Regions from separate parts of the Mus musculus genome. Here region 2 is linked to region 1. The links are chromatin loops, found by intact Hi-C in ENCODE. Cell type or tissue: gastrocnemius. All regions are shown on one strand. Each heading gives the region's core, and the rest is flanking DNA. Links, peaks and the distances in the headings are about the cores only. Region 1 overlaps Ppp2r5c (protein phosphatase 2, regulatory subunit B', gamma). Region 2 overlaps Ppp2r5c (protein phosphatase 2, regulatory subunit B', gamma).

Evidence for each region. Hi-C counts contacts between places; a loop is a spot of excess contacts. Peaks named below come from ENCODE experiments on the same cell type or tissue, not always from the same donor. Only the 100,000 strongest peaks of a DNase experiment are listed, where the experiment ranks them.
Region 2: it touches region 1 in a loop (1.8-fold over the local background); 7 of 42 quality-filtered maps call a loop at or near these places.

The regions. Positions count from the first base shown.
Region 1 is chr12:110,574,332-110,579,702 of GRCm38, reverse strand. Ppp2r5c (protein phosphatase 2, regulatory subunit B', gamma) reads right to left here. Exons shown (of 16, transcript NM_001373949.1): 15 at 4,842-4,958. Among named protein-coding and RNA genes, the nearest start is that of B930059L03Rik, 14 kb to the left of the region's middle. In gastrocnemius, for the core only: no CTCF peak of the experiment used is centred there; no DNase peak of the experiment used is centred there.
Region 2 is chr12:110,476,472-110,481,842 of GRCm38, reverse strand. The region is part of intron 3 of Ppp2r5c (protein phosphatase 2, regulatory subunit B', gamma); the gene reads right to left. It overlaps Gm19605 (predicted gene, 19605), which reads left to right. Exons shown (of 6, transcript NR_168658.1): 3 at 4,842-5,272. Among named protein-coding and RNA genes, the nearest start is that of Gm19605, 6.5 kb to the left of the region's middle. In gastrocnemius, for the core only: no CTCF peak of the experiment used is centred there; a DNase peak (open chromatin) is centred at 2,384; H3K4me3 peaks cover 900 bases; H3K27ac peaks cover 1,574 bases.

The sequences.
Region 1 (5,371 bases), core at 236-5,235:
GTCCTTCGGCCTTAGCCCCCCAGGTGCTGGGTTATGAACACCAGGCAGCACACCTGGGGATTTAACTAACTACATCTGTAAAGAATGTGGCCAGGAAGGGGTGTCTGGGCTGAGCACCCACTCATCTCTCAGGAAGGCTGCCGTGCTAGAACCAGCACTCGGAAACACCAAAACACCTTAGCTGTCCACAGGCAATGCGCCACGAGACATTCACTGGTGGCCAGCGGGGCTTTCAGACCTACACTGCTTAACCCCAATGGTTTTCCTTTCCACTCAGCGTCTCCAACCAACAGAGTAAACCTTTGTGGTGTAACCTAGAGAAACCCCATGGTTCGAAACCCATCATGTGACACAGAAGAAACCCGTGTGAACGGCTGCTCTGTGTGCAGATGTCTGGTTTACGCATGCTTTGTGGAAACTCAAGCACCTGCCGAGCCACACACGGAAGCCTGTGTTTCAGAGTTTTGGTCTGTGGGTCTGTCTGCCTGTAATCATGAACAGCAGCAGTGGGCTTAGTGTACCACACCAGGACTGTTTCCAGAGCTGTCACTGGAACCTGGAAAGTCAACGTGGCAAAGGCAAGCTTTTCCATTTTCCTGCCTAGACCAGTGGGAGATGGCAGACCTCACAGTCCCCATACGGGCGGCCACTGCTCACCACACCTGTAAGAGTGCATTCACTGAAGGCCATGGTAGTTTCACATTCGTCACCCCCTTGCCTCAGCCTACCAAGTGCTGAGATTTGGGGTGTGCACCACCACAGCTGGCACCCTCAAAGTGCTTTGTCTTGAACCCATTAGAAACTCAGGTAAAATTCTACCCTGAATTTTTATGTCCGTCATGGTGCAAACCAACGTTTTAAAACACACAAAATGTATAATGACCTATGACACCGCCGTGTCAGAAAGAAGACCCCTTAACCGAGGGGCTATAGGCAAGTCCTTGGAGCTGCGACCAGTGAAGGCAAACTGTGGAAAGTGAACTGATGGGAGATTCTGGACACACATGAGGGGCCTCTCTGCTTAGCCCTGCAGACAGATGCAGCGAGATGCAGACAGATGCAGGAGGCAGCGAGAAGAGAAAGCACAGAGGAGCAACGAAGGAGACAGGAGGCAGGACGAGTGAGACATCATGCAGATGGTGGTCTAGGATGAGTAAGACTTAGGGAGAGGCTGTGCTGGCAGCATGTGGGCAGGGGTGGGTGGGCGAGGGAGCAGGGGAGCGCTGGCTGAGCCAGCGCTGTGTGAGACACAGGAGCCTAGGCGCTCTGGTGCAAACAGCCAGTGCCAGAGGTCCTACAGGGGACAAGGTCTGGTGCACAATGGCTCGTGCCTCCTTCACTTGAAAAGGCACTGAGTTCAAACTTTAGAACTTAATTGGAGGCTGAACCGATCAACACTACTTTAGCTGTCTTGCCCATCACACGCTGTGATATCATGGAGACGAGGGAAAATACTTCATGTTCGCCATGGGACCCCAGCACGCTTTGTAGATACAAAGCCGTAAGCATACTCTATGCATTCTCCAAGGAGTACCTGAGCTGCCCAGTCCGTCTCTACACCTTCCTGACTTGCGTGGCTGTCATGGCTTTTCTCCCGACCAACTGTTAAAAATGAAAAGTGTAAACGTTTCAAACGGCTCTGTTATCACCGTCAGTCACAGGGGACTCACACACTTTTTGGGGGTGGGGTGGGGAGGGTATTCCATACAGGGTTACACAAGTTCCACAAACGGAATCCAAACAGTGGTTCTAACGGGCAAATATGCTACTGAATCTCTCTACCCCTCCCCCGCTGCATCAACCCAGATCCTTTCTTGGCATTAGTCTCTTGTCCCCAGGTCCCAGCAGGACCTCCCAATCTGTCCTGACCTGTCCTGTCCTGTCTGAGGGCCACAGAAAGTGTTCACGCCGCCAAAGCCCAGACCGTAGTTTTTTAGCTATAGCTTTATTTGCTTTTCGAGCTGGGGTCTTGCTGGGTAGACTGGGCTAGCCTTACACGTGCACAATCCTGCCTCAGCTTCCAGAATGCCAGGACCACAGGCCTGGGCCACCGCATCTGGGGCTTGGTATGTTCTGCTGTCATACAACCAAGAATATCAGGAGCCCAATTCCAAATGTTCTCAAGCAAAGAGGAGTTTATCACTTCAGACATTACCTATGAGCCTACAGCTCAGAAACACCTCCATCTAGACAGTGAGACTCAGCTGCGCACTGGCTCAGTGGTTTAACCCACAGGCACTGGACACTGAGCAGTGTTATCTTTTTCAGATGTTTCAATTATTCTAGGTCCTCTGTGTTTCCTCAGCAACTCATTTCTGTTTCCCCCTCTTCTTCTTCTTTTCTTTTCAGACAGGTATTTTAGTTTCTTCTTCTTTTTCAAAAACAGGCTAATCGTTACTAGGTAGTCTAGCTGGTTTTAAACTTAGGACCTCCTGCTCTGTCTCCACTCCATAGAACTTCAGAATCGCTTGGTTTTTGAGCCCGGGGTGACCTCTGAACTTGCTATATAGGCAGAGATGACCTTGACGTCTTGGTTTTCCTGCCTTCACCTGAAATCAGCACTGAGGCTTCAGGAGGGCATCAGCACGCAGGGCTTATGCTGGGCTGGGATAGTCAGGTCTTCCCGCACACTAGGCAAGCACTCTAGCAACTGAGCTATATCCCAGGCTTGCCACTTTAAGGGAGAAAAAGCCTGCTGGATTCTAATGGATAAGTTACTCTGGGAAGAACTGACTTCCCAGTGCCAGGCATCTCCTGCCTCCATACAGGCTCCAGCCACAGAGCTCTCAAGGTGCACGGCTGACAACTTAGTAATGTCAATTACAGAAACTTTAACCAGCTGATGTCATCTCGAGAGTCACACAGACAGAGAGCAGATGTGTCATGGGAGCCTCTCATGGCAACCCTGCCAAGGCTGCTTAGAAAGGGACCTGTCGCCCACGGTGGGTGAACAACAGCTGGGAGGCCCCTTGGCTCCAGAGCCCTCCAACACCAAAGCCTGCTTTTTGAAGCATTTTAAAGGTGTAAGGTGACTTTGGTTTGTGTTCTTGTTCCAATTGCTGACCTTGTAAAGCACAGGGCGAAAGTTATGGCGAGTAGTGACCAAAGCTGAAGGATGCAGCAAAGGAAAAATTCCTTTGAACCTTCAAATACTCAGTGTGTGGTAAATGCCTCACAAGTCTTCAACTTCTAAATTTTCTATGGCCCGAGTGTCTTAAAATTGAGTAAAAGGTCACAAATTCGCAGGTAGGAGGCTTCCCCTCAGTCAAGGAATGCGGGGGAGGGGGGAATAAAAAAAGATGACCTTAATTCCTGTTAAAGTCACAAAGAAATCGTGGAGGAAAACTGCCTGGTTAGAACACAGGAAAACACATGGGTTTCCCTTCTTGTCTATCCCTCTCTCCCACTGGCTGCCTCTTTCTTCCTTACTTTTTTCCAGGAGGGTCTCACTGTGTGGCCCAGAATGGCCATCAGCTCACAATTCTCCTGCTGCGGCTTCTGGAGCTCTGGGATTACAGGCCTGAGTAGCCACGCCCAGATGAGCTCGAGTCATTGCAAAGAAAAAAACATTAGGAGCAAAGTGTGGAGTTCAACTAATTGCTGACAGTAAGTCAGTAGGTCAGTAGGTCAGTAGGTTAGTAGGTGGCCACTGAGCTTCTCCATTGCACTTCTAGTGCACTCATTTATCCATTTAAACAACATTCCATTTAAACGGAGGGCCTGAGGATGAACATGGCAAGTTCAGGGGCTGGGCCTTCCTTGCTCTGCACTCTGACAGGCAGTCTAGGACTCCAAATCAGACAACCATGCTGCAATGGGGAAAAGAAACAGCCACCATCATCCCTGCTTATGTTATTTACACACGAGACACGGCCGTCCAGAGCACTGTCGGCAGCAATTACGAAGAGATGCAGCCTCTCTTCATTCCAGGCCTTGGAGTGCTTCTGTGTGCTATACTGGGACCACAGCCCAGTTCAGAAGGTTCTGGTTCTGCAGACATTCTGCAGGTGTGGCTGGGGGGAGGCTCAGCTGGCTAGAGTGCCCGCTCTTGGTAATGCTCCGTCCTGTTTTAGTCAGGTGATGGGTTATCTGATTCAAACAAATAGATTAGAGAATCCTTCTGTGTGTTTAACTGAGCTCCACAGGACGCCACGGGCAGAAGGCAGCAATAAGGGATCCCCGTCCACATCCTAGAATCTGAGTACTAATGTCTAGGGACTCTGGCATTGGTCAAAGGGGGCTAAAGGCTACGAGTCAGAATGGCCATCATCTCCAGGTCCATTCAGGGCGTTGCTTACACGTGCTCGGAACAGGGAGCATGCCCAGAGGGACACCAAGGAGCTCAGCGGATCACCGTCTTTAAACCTTCCTGTGTATTTTCTCAATTTGGTAGAAAGAGATCTCTGGTTATAAATGCTCTCAACCGTTGCACTGAGTGCAGTGTTATTGGAACTGTTGCTGGCACAGCCCTGGCCTGCCATTGGGCCCCTGGGCCCTGAAGGAAGCCAAACTTCCCACCTTGGGTATCCTGGGAGGTACGGGGCATAGCACCTGCTATGAAGAACTAAGGGAAAGCGTCTGTGGATCACAGCAGGAGCGAGAGGGCTGCAAGGGGAAAGTGAAGGGTGAGATGCTATTGCAAAGCTTTGCTCTTGCTCAAGCTAACGTACAACAGCTAGGAGTTGGGTTTCTGTTGCTAAGATAAGTAAAGCAACAAACTTCGGGCACACACTTAATTGCTAAGAACTTTCCTAGCAATCCGATGGCTCAGCGGAACGTGACGGACCCGTCAAGCACATCTGTAGCGGGCTTTGCCCTGCTGTGCTCAATGCACCTTTTACCTGACGAGCCTCGTCGCTCACTGTCTTTTTCAGCATCTGCACATCTTCAAACTGAGGCCCATCTGTCTCCATTGCGACCGGAATGCTCACGGCGCTGGCTTGACTATACACTGCATACTGCAATGCAAAGTATGGAGTCACTGTCCGTTAGGAGCTGGGTCTGCACTCAGGGCCCTCATCCTGCATGGGCTGCTGGCCCACTGAACTTCTCTGAGTCCCTCTTCTACAAAAAGCCACGTAGTGGGAGACACGCTTGCCTGCTTGCCCGCTGATGAAGCCCGTGGGCTGCTGCCTGTAGGCTGCTAGAAAGGGACTCACCCTCCTGCAGTCTGGACTGTGGGACTGACCCTCTGCTAGCCGGCCCCATGATCACTTCTACGTCCTCTTGAGTTCATCTCTAGATAGCCAGCTTATAGCCCTTTGTATCTCTGGGCCAAAACACTCAAGGGGGACTGTCCATAGCAGAAGCTGTCACCCTCCTTCACATCCACCTTGGGGTAGCTGCCCACAAATTCTTCCCTTCATTCCAT
Region 2 (5,371 bases), core at 86-5,085, 98 kb after region 1:
CCTCTTCCGTCAGCAACACTGGTTTGCGTGTAATCTCGAGGTAGTTTTCATTTGCATCATTAATGATTAGTGATGCTGAGCCTGTATGCTTGGGCCTATGGGTCATTAGTGTATATTCTGAGAAATGTCCACTTGAGTCTTCTATATATTTAAATGAAGTTGTTTCGCTGTTGTGCATGTGTAGGAGTTCATATGGTCAAGATATCAATCTGTTATCAGGCTTGTCATTTGCAAATATTTCCCTCTCCTCTGTAGGCTGCCCATTCTGACGACTGTGCACCCTCACACACACTGAGGTTTTAAGGGTGACATAGCACAGTTTACCTAGTTTGTCTTTTATTATCTACAATATTTAACAACGTGTCCAAAAATTCACTGGAATCTAATACCATGAACTCCCCACTGCCAATTCCTTCAAAGACTTTTTATACTTTTGGTTGACAGCACTTAGGATTTTGACGCCTTCTGAGGTAATTATGTTTGTGGACTTCCAGTTTCCAGTACTTTCCCGCTCTGAGCTGGCTTTACTCCTGGCTCTCTATGCTGGTTTAGCCTTGGGTGTTGTTATGGAAACCCACAGTCATCCTGTTTACTGTAACTTTGTTGCTTTAAAATCAAGATGCGTAAGGTGCCAGCCCTTTCCTTTTTCAAGATTTGGAATGTCTTGGTCTTCCCAGTGGATTTTACGATGACTTTTTCTGTTTCTAGATGAAACCATTCACCTCTTGGTAGGACTGCCTGCATCTGTAGGTCCCTAGGCTGGCACTGATCCCTTAACAACCCTAGGCTTCCAATCCAAGAGCATTGGCTGCTCCTCTGGTGGTTTGACTCCCATAGACTCATGAATTTGAATGCTAGTCCCATAGGGAGTGGCGCTGTTAGGAGGTGTGGCCTTGTTGGAGTAGGTGTGGTCCTGTTGAAGTAGGTGTGGCCTTGTTGGAGTGGGTGTGGCCTTGCTGGAGTAGGTGTGGCCTAGAGGAAGTGCATTACTGTTGAAGTGAGCTTTGAGATTTCCTATGTTCAAGCTCCACCCAGTGTGAAATTTCAGTTTCCTTTGGCTGTCTTCGGGCCAAGACACAGAACTCTTGGCTCCAGCAGCGCCATGTCTGCCTGCATGCCACCATGCTTCCCGACATATTGATAATGAACTAAACCTCTGAAACTGTAAGGCAGCCCCAATGAAATGTTTTCCTTTATAAGAGTTGCTGTGGTCGAGGTGTCTCCGAAATAAAACCCTAACTAAGACACCCTCCTCTCTTCAGCACTGTCTTCTATCTCTGTTCTGGGTGTCTTAGAGTTTTTAGTGAGGAGTTTCTCAACTCCTTAATAAGAAATTCCTAAGAAATTTATTCGTTGAGAATATGACCTGTTATTTATGATTCTAAGACACTGTAAACTAATTTAATGTCAAAGGAACTGAGAAAGGTTGTGAAGTTTATACAGCCATACACGTGTAAAAATTAGAAATATGAGCGGAAAAGGTGACACAACTTCTCAGTGTCTAGGAGGCCACTGAGGGTGGCACGGATGCACTGGCCACTCTTTAGCGCTCTCACTATTGTCAGCATTGCTAAAGTCGTTTGCTCCGGAGCTGAAGGGGGAGGGGGGAGGGCACTGGAAAGAGGGAGCCGTCAATGGCCCACGAAGCTTCCTTCTTTGGCTGGGAATGAAGCAGCATGCCTGTGTGATCCTGTGTGTGCCACGTATGACTGTAGGTCTCTGCAGCCACGCCTGTCTGCTGCAGGAGGAAGCTTCCCTGATGATGGCTGAACAAGACACTGATCCATCGGTTAGCAGAATGCTATTAGAAGTTCCGATACGCCATAGTGATCCCCTTGCTGAGTTCAAACCAAAGTGCAGGACCCAGGCAGGATGCCACTAAGCCCAGTCCAAACAAGGTCAGCAGAAGGCAGGTGCAGCCATTGCTCGCCTCAGAACACGCCTCTGTCCACCAACTGAATACCGGAAGGTCCCCACGTGATGATTGGGGACACAGCAGAGCCACTTATAGAACCTATGTGGAGACTAACCCTGGAGTGGCCACTGGGCTTGACCACTCTGGGGGCGTGGCTCCCCCCCCTCCCGCAGGCGAGCCCTCAGACAGTGTATAGTGCCTGGAGGGTGCTCTGTTAGTGTATGGCAAGAACAGGTTGAGCACTCGGCAGCCCCCCATCTGGTCAGAGTGCCTTGACTACTCTCACATCTCTTCCTGGCAGTGCAAGACTAAGAGGGAGGACATGCTGCTGCATCCCGGCAGTCAGAGCACCACCCGCGGTTGTGAAGAAGACTCCCATACCGCAGGCGAGGCCGTGGCCTGTGCCTTAGCCATCACCCGCCCAGTGCTACAACTGTCTACACTGATTCTCAGTTGCTATGGCTACACTATCCAGGGCTGGTACGGACAGGCCTCCTACAGGACAAGTGCCAGGGGAGCTGGAGCGGCCCATGAAGGCTCTGGCCGCTTCCAACTGCGGAAGAGACCAGAACTCAGCCTGCATCCTCTGCTCTTCTGTCGCTGTTTTGTTGTCTACTAAAAACAAACAAACAAACAAAACAAAACACCTGCCTGTAAATACATCCCACTGATTTTAATTTTACAAAGTAGTTCTGAACAAAACCTTCAAATCTTGATTTCTAAATTGAGCCAAAGGTTTTCTTTGGTTTTCCTTTCTCATCCACCGCAATCTGGCATTTACTGGCAAGTCTGTGGTACTGCAGTGGCAGTGTGTGGCATCAGGCTGGCCAGTGTTGGCACCTGTGTGAGTGTAGCTGTTATGGGTCCTGTTGGGGAAGAAGTCTAACCTAAAACCTCTGCCTTCACTTGTAGTTCAAAATAGACTTTCCTTAGACAGATCAAAGCTCCCTAGTACGCAGCTCTGCTCAAAGGCTGCCAGGAAAAGTCCGTTGCCAGCATCAAGGACAAAGGGACAGGCTCGGGTGGCCCTGTTGATTCGAGCAAGTCTCCAGTGACTGAGCAGAGCCACCAGAGCTTACCTCACAAAGCTTACCTAACAAAGCTTGCCTACTCCAGCTCCTGCACGCAGACCCGGGCCCACTTTAAATCCTCGCAGCTGGGCTGGGATGCCTTTCAGACCAGAGCAGGTGCTCACATCTTTTTTTGTTCTGAGAAGACAGGAAACCCATGAACTCTATAGAAAGGATTCAAGCGTCTCAGAGTTTCCACACCAGCTGTTTTATACGGTCTGCTTCCACCCTCAGCTGCTGATCTCCTTTTCAAGAGCCCCGAGGCAGAGCAAGGAGAAGGGAGCCATGAGAGAGCCTATGCCTGGGCATCTTGGGCACCCTGGGTATCCTGAGAGGTGGCACCACAGCAGTCACAGCAGTCCCTGAGAGGACAGGGGTGGACAGGCCAGAGCTGCAGTGCTCTTCCCTCCTCCAGCAAATGCAACAAGTGTTTCCTGGATCTAGAACAGACACAGGCCCGCCCGCCCTCACAGACAGCGGGGCGATGGCCGGCATGAGGTAAGGGGTAACACGTTTGAGCACTTTCTCCGCAGCTGTCGAGTAAGGAGGTGTCAGCATAAGCAATTCGACATCACTGAGCCTCAGAAAGGAGTCATGTGCTGGAGAGCCTTGAGGGCCTCCTGCTGAAGCAAACGGAACCAGATGGAGGACAATGCAGGAGGAGACCCCTAGTCATCAAACCCAGAGACAGCAGAGCTCAGGAGGCCTGGGGGCTGCTGCAGGGCAAAGCTTCTGCGAGGGGGATTCAGTGTGGGGAGACGTCAGTATGCACGGGCCTGTCAGGAGGGTCAGGTCGGGACCCCGTAGGCTGCTGAAGGCACACCTGTGGTGTGTAGGTCACATGCTGAGCTCACAGTGTACATCTTACCACAGCTCTAAGAGGAGGTAAAGTAAGGTCTGAGCCAGGGAAGTTCAGGAGACACTGGGCAGCAGGAGCGATGGGCCATGGGATACCACAGGGGAGAGCAGGTTGTCTGGGAACCAGGTCTTAAGGTGGAAGGAGAGGACAGAGGGTGAATGTCCAAGGAATAATGTACATACACACACGCACGCACTCATGCACGCACACAAGCACGCACGCACGCACACGCATGCTCACCACGTGAGTTGTGAGATGCTGTTCAGGTTTTACGGGGAGGGCCTGGCTGCAGGTCCAGCTGTCTGACAAAATGCTGGCTATTACTTATGGTGTCGGCCAGGGGTCACCTGTGGTCACCCATGGTAGTTAAGAATTCACTGTGGCCTGGCACCAGCTCACAGGACACACAGGTAATCAGAAGGGAGGAGATAAAAGCCTGGGCAGAGGAGCCTTGGGAACTCGGGGTTCGCTCCTTGGCCACGTGTCTGCTGCAAACTTTTAATGATGGCCGGATGTAAAGTCTGTGAAGGAAGGTGGACCACAGCGCTTCCACGGATGAGGGCAGGAATTACCCCTTCAGAAAAGCCAGACTGAGGGATCCTGCCAGTCAGGTCAAGGAAGGAGAGAGACCCCATACTCAGCGACCTGCCTGCAGGGCTTCTGGCTCATGACAGGGCCCACACTGGCCTCCTCCTGGCTTTGCCAGGTTTTGGTTTTTTGTTTTTGTTGTTGTTGTTGTTGTTGTTGTTGTTGTTACTGTTTTGAGATACGGTCTCACTATGTAGCTCAGGCTATCCTCAATCAAACTCATAGAGATCTGCCTGCCTCTCCCTCCAGACTTCTGGGACTACAAGTGTGCACCACCATACCCAACACAGAAAACAGACTCAAGAAATAAGTCGTAATTAATTTTCTACTTTCATAAGTTTCTTTAAAAAACAAACAAACAAACAAAAAAGTTGTGTTTCATTTAACATTTGGCACTTTTATCTTCCAGACCCCAAACACCAAGTGAAGGGAATGACTTGGACTAATGTTTCACTGAGCAGGCCTGAGACTATAATCAACCTCTGAGGTTAAATTACAAAGCACCCTTCACACCTCAAATGACTGAGGCTTTTATATGACCCAGCAATGAACAAGCACAGAGGGACAGGCATCTCCCACACAAGGGGGACATCACTAATCTGGGAGTTATGTGGACACAATCTGCTATGGGTCAGACGCTTCCCTCTGAAGTCATGTAAGGAGCGGTTCCAAGACACGAACAGCGACAACAAATGTTACAGATAAGCTCACAGATGAGTCGGCCTGTGACGCCTGGGAGGCACAAGGACCCTGAACAGAGCGGTCAGCAGTGCCGAGACTGGCAAGGAGGTGACAGTGGTCTCAGCAAACGGAGAGGCTTGGTATACTCTGAATAAGTGTGTAAGTATCCTACAAGGCCAACTCTCTCCACTGCCTCCTCCCACCACGTGTGCTGAGGCTGGAACTGGGGTTCTTACACGTGGTAGGCAGGTACCTCTC